Regions from separate parts of the Homo sapiens genome. Here region 1 is linked to region 2. The links are chromatin contacts, found by Hi-C or POLR2A ChIA-PET in ENCODE. All regions are on one chromosome and are shown on one strand. Each heading gives the region's core, a stretch centred on a gene start or an enhancer-like site at or near the end of the contact. The rest is flanking DNA. Distances are from core to core; before and after follow the strand shown.

Region 1 (6,137 bases), core at 64-2,563, 1.0 Mb before region 2:
GGAGTCCTTATAACTACAATCAATCAATAGAGAATTTCAGTTCCCTAATAAAACTAATTCCTACTCTGCTGCCTGTTATTCTATTCAAATATTCCATGTTCTCCCTCCCTATTCTCCAGAATCTGATGCTGAGATTTTTAAGAGTTCTTATCTTCTGCTGTACGCTAACACTCCTGAAAAAGATTTAAGAGTTTGAGACGGCATGGAGAACATTCATTAAGCAGTAGAGAGCTACTGAAAATAATGTTTTGGGCTGGCACAGTGGCTTACACCTGTAATCTCAGCACTTTTAGAGGCCGAGGCAGGAGGGTCGCTTGAGGGCAGGAGTTCAAGACCAGCCTGGGCAACATGGCAAGACTCGTCTTTACAAAAAAATACAAAAATTAGCCACGTGTGGTGGTGCACGCCTTTAGTTCCAGCTACTCAGGAGGCTGAAGTGGGAGGATCGCTTGAGCCCAGGAGTAGCTGCTGTAGTGAGCTATGTTCGCGCCATGCATTCCAGCTTGGGTGACAAAGTGAGACCCTGTCTCAAAACAAACCGAACTTTAAAAATAATCTTTTGGGATACTGAAGAGAACCAATCTATAAGATATTTTTGTGGTCTATATGTGTTCCTTAACTAATGTGATAAATCTTTGTATGCTATGCCTAATTTAAACAAAACCCCACCTGGGGATGGAGTTGATTTGGAACTCACTAACTCAGTGTTTTCTCTTTCATTACTTGTTCCCCTTATATTACTTTGCTTCCATGTGGAATTTTACTTTTTAAAAAGTCTATGATATTCAAACACACGAAAGCTTGCAGCAAAAAGGTTTCCCCCAAAGTACAGAGAAGTAAAGCAACCTGGGAATAAAACGTGGGTACCTAATATCCACAATCCAAATACTTCACACATTCGTGTGAACTGCTTTTTTAATCAAACGGTTAAAGAAAATCTGATTTTCAGCGCCTCCATTTTCCTCTGCCCACACACCAGCCCACCCCCGTGCTACCCATTCTAGGGGTGCGTCCTACCCATTCGCAAACCCAGTTCAGCCCCGCCCCCGTTCGCCTCTGGGGAAGACTTCCTTCCCACCCTCGCCCGACCCCCTCCCACAAACAAAACGTCCCAGATAAGCCTTTGGTCACCAAATAACTCAACAGTATTCCCCGCACCTCCCGTCTTCCAGCTTCAAGGGCTCTTTTTCACCAACCAGACCCCAGACTCACAACTCAGGGGTCGGCCTCGACGGAAAAGAGCGAAAGCGAAGGGATAAGGGAGGAGGGGGAGGGGAGGAAGCGTGAAAGAGGGAAGGGGAAGCAAAAGAAACGCCCGGAAGCAAACCTTTAGTGCCGTTCCGGTCACCGCGACGGTAGCCTGACGGGGTCAAATCCAAAGCCGCGGGGCGCCCCTCAGAGGCGACGAAAACTAAGGTAACTACGCATGCGTTAAGGCAGAGCCTTCCAGGGGCACACGTGAGAAGAGACTGGCAGGGCAGAGTAGGCGTGGCCAGTATATTACCGAGTCTCCGCCGCTCCTACCACCCTCGACTAGTGGCCCCATTACTATATTCATTGTGTAAAGACTTAGGGAAACGCTCATAGGTTCAGAGCTTTATTCTCTCAGTTTTACTTGAGTTTGTTTTGTTACATAAGTGATACAAATTGTAAAGGCTATCAAGATGTAATAAGAAAAACGTGATAATATTCTCTCTTGCCCCATCACCACTCCGCTCCTTTCAGGTAATACAGCTTCATTTTCCAGTCTTGTATGTACGAGTTTCTGTATTTGGATTTTTGTTGTTTTCATTTAACATGTGGACATTACCTGAAGCCAATAAAAAAGGTAAAACTTGTATTTTTGGCCGGGCGCGGTAGCTCACGCCTGTAATCCCAGCACTTTGGGAGTCAGAGGCGGGCGGATCACGAGGTCAGGAGATGGAGATCATCCTGGCTAACACGGTGAAACCCCGTCTGTACTAAAAATGTTAGCCGGGCGTGGTGGCGGGCGCCTGTAGTCCCAGCTACTCGGGAGGCTGAGGCAGGAGAATGGCGTGAACCCGGGAGGCGGTGCTTGCGGTGAGCGGAGATCGCGCCACTGCACTCCAGCCTGGGCGACAGAGCGAGACTCCGTCTCAAAAAAACCAAAAAAAACAAAAAAACAAAAAACCAATAACTTGTATTTTTGACACCTGAATAGTTTAGATTGTTTAGATTGTTTTCCGTTCTCAGCCCCGACAAATAGCGCAACAATAAAAATAAACATCCTTTTGAAGTAGTACTTTTATTTCTGTAGAAAAGATTCCCCAGGCCGGGCGCTTTGTGTCCGAGGCGGGAGGATTGCTAGAGCCCAGGAGTTCCAGACCAGCCTGGGCAACACGGCGAAACGCCATCTCGACTAAAAATACAAGGTAAAAAAAAAAAAAAAAAAGCCAGGCGTGGTAGTTCGCGTCTGTGGTCCCAGCAACTCCGCAGCTGAGGCGGGGGGAGGATCGCTTGAGCCCCGGTGGCAGAGGCTTCAGTGAGAGGAGATCGCGCCACTGCACTCCAGCCTAAGTGACCGAGCGAGACTCCGTCTCAAAAACAAAACAAAACAAAAAACAAAAAGAAAAGATTTCCCAAAATGGAATTTGAGTAAAATAATATGTGCTTTTTTCCTTTTTTTTTTTTTTTTTTTTTTTTTTGAGAAGGCGTTTCGTTCTATCGCCCAGGCTGGAGTGCAATGGCGCGATCTTGGCTCACTGCAACCTCCACCTCCCGGGTTCAAGCGATTCTCCTGGCTCGTCCTTCCGAGTAGCTGGGACTACAGGCGCGTGCCACCACGCCCGCCTAATTTTTTGTATTTTTAGTAGAGACGGGGTTTCACCGTGTTAGCCAGGCTGGCCTCGTCACACCTCGGCCTCCCAAAGTGCTGGGATTACATACAGGTGTGAGCCACTGCGCCGAGCCTTCCTTTTTTTGTTTGTTTGTTTGTTTTTGAGACTGAGTTTCGCTCTTGTCACCCAAGCTGGAGTGCAATGGTGCGATCTCGGCTCACTGCAACCTCCACCTCCCGGGTTCAAGCAGTTCTCCTGCCTCAGCCTCCCGAGTAGCTGGGATTACAAGCCCCTGCCACCACACCCGGCTAGTTTTTGTATTTTTGGTGGAGACGAGGTTTCGCCATGTTGGCCAGGCTGGTCTCAAACTCCTGACCTCAAGTGATCCACCCGCCTCGCCTCCCAAAGTGCTAGGATTACTTACAGGCGTGAGCCACTGCTCCCGGCCCTTTCTTTCTTTTTCTTTTCTTTTCTTTTTTTTTTTCTGAGACAGAGTCTCGCTCTGTCGCCCAGGCTGGACTGCAGTGGCACGATTTCGGCTCACTGCAACCTCCACCTCCTGGGTTCAAGCGATTCTCCTGCCTCAGCCTCCTGAGTAGTTGGGACTACAGGTGCGTGCCGCCACGCCTGGCTAATTTTTTGTATTTTTAGTAGAGACGGGGTTTCACTGTGTTAGCCAGGATGGTCTCAATTTCCTGACCTTGTGATCTGCTCACCTTGGCCTCCCAAAGTGTTGGGATTACAGGCATGAGCCACCTCGCCAGGCCTTTTTTTTCCTTTTTTTTTTTGAGACGGAGTCTCGCTCTGTAGCCCAGGCTGGACTGCAGTGGCGCGATATCGACTCACGCAAGCTCCGCCTCCCGGGTTCCGCCTCCTGGGCCTCCCAAAGTGCTGGGATTGGGATTACAGGCGTGAGCCACCGCAACCGGCCTTTTTTTTTTTTTTTTTTTTTTTTTTTTTTTTTTTTGAGACGGAGTTTCATTCTCGTTGCCCAGGCTGGAGTGCAATGGCTGGATCTCGGCTCACCACAGCCTACCTACGCCTCTGGGTTCTCCTGCAACAGCCTCCCGAGTAGCTGGGACTATAGGTGCCCACCACCACGCCCAGCTAATTTTTATATTTTTAGTAGAGACGGGGTTTCATCATGTTAGCGAGGCTGGTCTCGAACTCCTGACCTCAGGTGATCCACCCACCACCTCAGGTGATCCACCCACCACCTCAAGTGATCAACCTGCCCTGGACTCCCAAAGTGCTGGTTTTATAGCGGTGAGCCACTGCACCCGGCCATTCTCCTGCCTCAGCCTCCCGAGTAGCTGGGACTACAGGCGCCCGCCACCACGCCCGGCTAATTTTTTGTATTTTTAGTAGAGATGGGGTTTCACCGTGTTAGCCAAGATGGTCTCGATCTCCTGACCTCGTGATCTGCCCCCCTCGGCCTCCCAAAGTGCTGGGATTACAGGCGTGAGCCACCGCGCCTGGCCTTTTTTTTTTTTTTTGAGACAGAGTTTCATTCTTGTTGCCCAAGCTGGAGTGCAATGGCAGGATCTCGGCTCACCACAACCTACGCCTCTGGGGTTCAAGCGATTCTCCTGCCTCAGCCTCCCCAGAGGCTGGGATTACAGGCATGCACCACCACGCCCGGCTAATTTTGTATTTTTAGTAGAGATGGGGTTTCTCCATGTTGGACAGGCTGGTCTCAAACACTCGACCTCAGGTGATCCGCCCGCTTCGGCCTCCCAAAGTGCTGGGATTATAGGTGTGAGCCACTGCACCCGGCCCCTTTTTTTCCATTTTAATAGAATCTGCGGTCAAATTACCTTTCTAAAAGGTTGTAACAATTATTACTCTCACTAGCAAATCTGAAAGTGTTTCCCCACACCCCTATTAGTACTGGGTGTTAACTACTTAATTTTTAAGAACTTGATATGTATTAAAATAGTATCAGTATCAGGATAGACTAGGTTATGTTGTGGAAACAACTCCAAAATCTGAGTGGCTTAAAAGAAAAAAAAAAGGCGTGTTTCTTGCTCACACTACATAATCATCTCTGGAAGGTATGGTGGGGCTCTGCTAATGATAGCTACTGGGGAAACCCACACTGATGAGTAGTAATACCAGAGGGAAAGAATGCTAGAGGGACTCATATTAACAAAATGACTCAAGACACTGATTTTTACAACTCATTGACCTGAATGAATCACAAAGTCCTACACAACCACCAGGGGGCCAGGAAGAGCAGTTATCTTACCTCTGGGAGGAGGGAGAACCTGGTGTGTCTGATGAACCAGCTTTATTGACTACCACAGCGTCTTATCATTGCTTTAATTTGTTCATGTGTCTTTACACTAACTGTACTAGTTATTGAATCTACATTTCATTTAAAAAGTACAAACCAGAACCTTGTGTGTGAGGCTGGAAACACAGCCCAAGCGCCAGAACTGCCAAGTCCTTGAAATTCTCTCTTGTTGACCACATTTTCACCTGTGCTCATTTCACCTGCTCAACAGTTTCCTGGGACCACCCTAAGTGCCTATTTTCAATTAAGACAGCAGAAATTGAGGTGTGGAGAAGTGAAGGGTTCCTCCAGATAATTGAAATTCATCATGTTCTAAACTCATTTCATTATGGTATCACCTAACCTGAGCTAAAAATTTTAGACATACTACTCCCTAAACACACACACACACACAATATTTGTTGAATACTTGCTACATACCAGGAACTGTTCTAAGCACTTGCCAGTTATTAATTCATTTAAACTTCACAATTATCCTATGGGGTAAGAACTAATATTATTGTCCCTTTTTTATAGATGAGAAAACAGAGGCACAGAAATAAATTTCCCAAAGCTACACAGCTAAAAAGTGACAGACCCAGGCAGTTTGGCCATACACTTGGTGGTCTTGAACCATCATTCAGTGTAGCTTGTTTCCTCTTCTTTCTTTTCCTATTCGTATTCTTTTTTTTTTTTTTTTTTTTTTTTTTGAGATGAAGTCTCACTTTGTCATCCCAGACTGGAGTGCTGGAGTGCAGTGGTGCCATCTCGGCTCCTCAGCCTCCCAGGTTCAAGTGATTCTCCTGCAACAGCCTCCCGAGTAGCTGGGACTATAGATGTCCACCACCATGCCCAGCTAATTTTTATATTTTTAGTAGAGACGGGGTTTCATCATGTTGGCCAGGCTGGTCTCGAACTCCTGACCTCAGGTGATCCACCCACCACCTCAGGTGATCAAACTGCCCTGGACTCCCAAAGTGCTGGTTTTATAGCGGTGAGCCACTGCACCCGGCCTCTTTTCCTATTTTATTGGCTTTGTTTAGCTCTTATTTCTTTTCTTTTTC
Region 2 (5,641 bases), core at 3,142-5,641:
TAAATGGCCTTTCTTTAGTTCTTCTCCTCGGTTTCCCAAGAAGACTGCCATTTTCTGCTCTTTAGAAGGAGGAGGGGTAGGATTTGGAGTCGGCCTTATTCCATCCCATGACCCATCAAAATCACTCCATTCCCCTAGGCTTATCATTCTTCCTCCCTCTTCCTCACCTGCTCCTCCAGGGCTTGTCTTCGAAAGGCCAGTGACATTTCAGTATTAGTGACATCCAGGGTTCGTTCTGTAATACTTCAAGGTGAGTTCCTTGGTTAAGCCCATTCCATTCCTTGCCTCTTTTCTTTACCCACCTGACCAGATTGCATTCAGGGAGGGAGACCCATAAGGCTTCTTCCTCTCCTGTTCCTGGGAACTACCTGCGAGCTCTACTCTCATCCTTCAGTGCTACCTCTGCCTCCCCATCACAACTTGTGGTCCCTGACACTAGGATGGTCTTAGCCCCTTTGTTCCTTTCCTTCCATCAGCGGATGGAGACTGGGGTTGGGGTGGGAAGGGCAGTGTGGAAGCTGGTTTGAGAATTGTGATTCTGCCCCTTACATGTGAAACTGGGTATTTCTATCCGGGTGGAGTCCAGGAAGTGAATCATTCAAGGTCTTTGTTTTCTCTTCACTTCTATGTGCTTTCTCAATCCTCCTACCCCAAACCTTTCCCCTCTGTGCCTCTCACTTCTCCTTGCCGTATTTCTCTTCTCATTCTCTTCTGCCCTAGTTTCTTGGACCCCTCTTCTTTGTCCCTTCTTCCTCTTTATCACCCAGAGCGCGGTGATCGTGATCTCAATGGCCTCCTCTCTTCACTCGTCCAGCTGCTTTCAGCCCCCGAAGCCCGAACACTGTTTGGCTTCCAATCACTAGTACAGCGAGAGTGGGTGGCAGCTGGACATCCCTTCCTGACTCGGCTTGGGGGAACTGGGGCCAGTGAAGAGGTGAGAATGATTCGGGATGGCATCGGGGGCATATTACTAAGGAAGTAAGAGAATGAGAAATTATTTTGTATAATCCATTGGAGGTGAATCCGGTCAGAAGGGCCCCGAGGTTAGGCTGGGACGAAGATCCTGATGAGTGAGGCCTTACAAGCCCCTGCTACCCTCAATTCAGATTTTCATTCCCTGACTTCCATAAGTTCCCCCTATTCCCTGTGTTCCCCATTCCCTTATCATCTCGTCATCCTCCCTCTTTGGGTCCCAATAATCCCTTCCAACCTCTTAATTTCTTTTCAGGCTCCGGTGTTTCTCCTCTTCCTTGATTGTGTCTGGCAGCTCCTCCAGCAGTTTCCAGCTGATTTTGAATTCTCTGAGTTTTTCCTTCTTGCTCTTCATGACAGTGTCAGGGTTCCTGACACCCTTACCTTCCTGAGAAATACCCCCTGGGAGCGCGGAAAGCAGAGCGGACAGGTCAGTGACTTCTATTTTTGACTCGTGTTTTTTTTTCCATTGAGATGTACTCTCTGAAGTTTGGTCTTGATTTGTTTTATGAGAAGTGAGGTCTGTGAGTGGGGAGGGGGAGATTTATTCTCATTTTCAGGACGAGACTTTTGCCCTACATCTTTCCTAGAATAAGAGGTGAGAATCTCATGATTTGTCTCTAGATGTGGGAGGATTGTGTGTAACCATCCTTTTTCTTGCTTCCTCTGTCCAGTTAAACTCCTATACACAAGTCTACACCCCAGGATACTCCCAGCCTCCAGCTGGGAACTCTTTTAACCTGCAGCTGTCTGTCTGGGACTGGGATTTACGTTATAGCAATGCACAGATACTACAATTCCAGAATCCTGGCTATGACCCAGAACACTGTCCAGATTCCTGGCTCCCTAGACCACAGGTGAAGTGTCTAAACTTCCTAAATTCCCTTGACGTTCCCACAGGCTCATGCTACTAGACAGTGAGAAGTGAAAGACAAAATGTCTTGAGTTCCTTAGGGAAAGCTACTCCACTACTCTTCTGCAGCTGTCACTTATAGTCCCTGGGTGTCCCTAGGAAGACAGAAGACCTAGAATAGCACAGAGGGCACCCTTTTTGTCCTTCCTCAAGTCTGTTTACTCATCTTCCTGTCTCGTGCACACATAAGGTGCCCTAAAATCAACCTTAATCAGTCCCGAGGCCTAGTTGAAGCCTAATGAGGAGGGTAGAAGAGTTCTCATGGGGAGGCTTGTAGTTCTAGTCACCAGTGCAGTGAGTGGGTGGCAGCAGGACACCCTGTCCTGATCCAGATTGGGGAAACTAGGGTTATCTGGTCTCTCTGTTGCCAGTTGATTTTCTTTTCCTTTTAGCCAAGCTTCATGGTTCCTGGACCCCCCAGTTCTGTGTGGCTCTTCTCTAGAGGAGCATTGACCCCCCTGAATCAGCTCTGTCCTTGGCGGGACAGTCCTTCCCTGCTGGCAGTCTCTTCTCGTTGGCTCCCTCGACCTGCTATCTCCTCTGAAAGCCTGGCTGACCAGGAATGGGGTCTCCCCTCACATTGGGGAGCTTGCCCTTTACCTCCAGGGCTGCTGCTGCCTGGGTATCTGGGACCCCAGATCAGGCTCTGGAGACGCTGCTACCTGAGGGGAAGGCCTGAGGTCCAGGTAAGAAGGGAAAATAGACTGGGAGTGGGACAAGGGACTTGACTCTGCTGAACCAGATGAACAGGAGCTGGAAAGGCAAGGAGCTGAAGCCTCTGGGAGTCTGGGAAGTGAAGTTCTACTCCTCTTGGCATCAAACAAGGTTTGGGAGTGTAGGAGGTGCGGGAAAGTGCTTGTGGCTTAGATTAAGTGGAATTTAGGGCATAGCTGAAAGGGGAAACAGAATTAAAGACACCAGAAGTAGCAGAGAAGCAGGGGGCCAGAGCTACAACAGTATTCTTCTCTGTTCCTCTTTGCCTCCTCCCCAGATGGGCCTCTCAGCTCCCACAATCTCTGGCCTCCAGGATGAGCTATCCCATCTTCAGGAGTTATTACGGAAATGGACACCAAGAATATCTCCTGAGGATCACTCCAAGAAAAGAGATCCACATACCATTCTCAATCCCACTGAAATTGCTGGCATTCTCAAAGGCAGGGCAGAGGGGGATCTGGGGTAGAGGAGGGTTCTGTCTAATCTTTTTTTTTTTTTTTTGTATCTGCACTTGCAGCCTCAGCTTTCACACTTCAGCCCTTAAGTTCACTAAGAAGGTCTGAGTTTCTGCTGCAGATAGTGGTGTTAACTGCTCCAACTCTTGTCTTGCTTAGTTTCTACAAATATTTTTGCTTCTTGTCATTTGAAGGATTAAGAAACAAAAACAATCCAGAAATTGATCGGTTTTTTTAGGCCAATCCCATCCCTTCTGGATAACCAGATGTTAAATCATGAGATCAGAGATGCTGTTCATCAGTCCCAACAAGATGGCCTAGAAATCGCATTCTCACCTCGCCTTGCTGCTGCTTTAATTCCAAGTTCTATTTCTTCCCTTATAGTTTTCTATGGGAATGAGGCGGATACAGGAAACACCCTATCTCCTCTGTATTTTTGTAGTGGAATTTCTATTTAAGGGGCTCATTAAAGCATAGTATTTATACACATTGCTGGCATTGTTTCTTGTGTTTGAATAAAGGATTCTCCTAGGTAGGAAAGTGGTGGGTAAAAGGGGTGTATGACCCAAGAGAGGAAGGCATCCACCATATTATTGCTAAGGAAATAGGGGAACTGGGTTTGGTGAGGCTCTGCAAAATTCAAGTGCAATTTGGGGAAAGGGTTCTCTTGTGTGTGTCTCCCATTTAGAGGCAGATGGGGCCAGAGTGTTCTAGAGATCCAGACTCTAGAGCTCCGATCCCATCCACCCCTCAGCTGTGGTCACACACCAACGCGGAGCAGCCCTCACCCTCCCCATGCAATTAGGACGAGGTGAGCGCAGACGTCACTCTAAGCTCAGACATTTCGCAGTCTCCTCCCCTGAGGGAAAACCAAATACCTCCAGCCCAAATCAGGGTTGTGAGGCCAAATCTGCAAGAAGGCTGCAGGCGAGAGGGAAGGCTCCCTCTGCGCCTGAAAGCCCCCAAGTCCTCGGGTTGGGGGGAACTCTTCAGCACATCCTTCTCTGGACAACAGAAGAAGAATCACTGTCCACAAAATATATTAAAACTGAAATTTTTGTTCTTTTAGCTTTCGAATTTACACTTTTGAGAGCAGTGTGATTCTTTCAAGTCTAGCAGTGCATTAAGAGGGCCTGAGCGTTTCCGTTCCGCCCTCCTCGCTAAGACAACTAGCAGCGGCACCTCAGGACGCGAGCCGAGGACTCTACCGCCCGACCCAGGTTAAGTTTCGGAGGCTCCTAAGATGGCTGCAGCCGCTTCCAGGCACCTCCTCTTCCGCGGCCCCGCCCACCGCTACGTCCGTCTTCGCCCCGGAAGTGGAAGTCGTGCTGAGGTCAGAAGGCGGAACCGCTGCTGGGAGACGGCGGGATCTCTTTCGCCATGGCTGCCGGGCCGATCTCCGAGCGGAATCAGGGTAACTGGAGGGGGAAAGTCTGGAATGGGCTCAGCGTGGCTAGGAGGCCCCGACTACAGCCAGCAGTGTCTCTGCAGGGGTGGGAGACTGGACTCCTCCCTTCCCCAGAGGGCGCGAGACCGGCCCTCTGCCTGTTGGGGGCGGGGTGGCCGGGTGCTGGCTGAGGCCTCTGGGTGTGATACTTAAGTCCGGTCCCCTGCTGACTTCTCACTCAAAAAATCAAAAAAACCCACTCACAATACTAAATTAGACTTCAGAGGATTCCCGAAGTCCTGGGAAGAGAGAAGTTTAAGGGTTTAAACTTTTTTTTTTGCTCCTGTCCCCTACCGCGGTCCCCAGTTCCCCTGGTTGGGTTCCATCTTCATGTTTCCATCACTTCCTTCCTTCCCGTTACACTCTCACGCTTGCTCTTTTTGCTCCCTCCCTTCAAGATGCCACTGTGTACGTGGGGGGCCTGGATGAGAAGGTTAGTGAACCGCTGCTGTGGGAACTGTTTCTCCAGGCTGGACCAGTAGTCAACACCCACATGCCAAAGGATAGAGTCACTGGCCAGCACCAAGGTGAGTACATGACAAGGGGCGAATTGCTCCCGGAGGGTCCCAGCAGTATTCACAACTGTTTTGGAATAACATGAGCAACCTAAAGATTTTTTTCTTTTAAGCCTCTCTTCAGTTTATTTCTGGAACCATTCTTAAGTAAAGTGATGTTGTTTCTTTCTTGTTCTTTGTGATTAGAGGGTAGATGAATTTTACCCCATTTTCAGTCTCTTTACTTACGTTGTTAACCTCCTCTTCTCCACTTTTCCAGGCTATGGCTTTGTGGAATTCTTGAGTGAGGAAGATGCTGACTATGCCATTAAGATCATGAACATGATCAAACTCTATGGGAAGCCAATACGGGTGAACAAAGCATCAGCTCACAACAAAAACCTGGATGTAGGGGCCAACATTTTCATTGGGAACCTGGACCCTGAGATTGATGAGAAGTTGCTTTATGATACTTTCAGCGCCTTTGGGGTCATCTTACAAACCCCCAAAATTATGCGGGACCCTGACACAGGCAACTCCAAAGGTTATGCCTTTATTAATTTTGCTTCATTTGATGCTTCGGATGCAGCAATTGAAGCCATGAATGGGCAGTACCTCTGTAACCGTCCTATCACCGTATCTTATG

What was found. Hi-C counts contacts between places; a loop is a spot of excess contacts on that map. ChIA-PET counts read pairs that join two places held with the same protein, here RNA polymerase II (POLR2A). Pooled maps may share reads with other maps.
Region 1: a loop to region 2 is called in a pooled map, with 6 times the contacts of the local background. The contact joins the promoter of SETDB1 here to the promoter of SF3B4 in region 2. A Hi-C loop is called at or near these places in 3 of 50 pooled maps. POLR2A ChIA-PET finds 5 or more read pairs at or near these places in 2 of 52 experiments (WTC11 and activated T-cell).

Annotation. Positions count from the first base shown.
Region 1 is chr1:150,921,539-150,927,675 of GRCh38, reverse strand. It overlaps SETDB1 (SET domain bifurcated histone lysine methyltransferase 1), which reads right to left and starts at 1,313. Exons shown (of 22, transcript NM_001366418.1): 1 at 1,159-1,313. LOC107985204 (a long non-coding RNA gene) reads left to right here and starts at 1,335. Exons shown (of 3, transcript XR_001738231.2): 1 at 1,335-1,416.
Region 2 is chr1:149,926,553-149,932,193 of GRCh38, reverse strand. It overlaps SF3B4 (splicing factor 3b subunit 4), which reads left to right and starts at 4,391. Exons shown (of 6, transcript NM_005850.5): 1 at 4,391-4,468; 2 at 4,900-5,028; 3 at 5,276-5,641. The coding sequence starts at 4,435. It overlaps MTMR11 (myotubularin related protein 11), which reads left to right. Exons shown (of 17, transcript NM_001145862.2): 12 at 180-250; 13 at 768-934; 14 at 1,229-1,402; 15 at 1,647-1,829; 16 at 2,278-2,571; 17 at 2,877-3,543. The coding sequence ends at 3,065. RefSeq lists enhancers at 3,011-3,080, 4,215-4,594.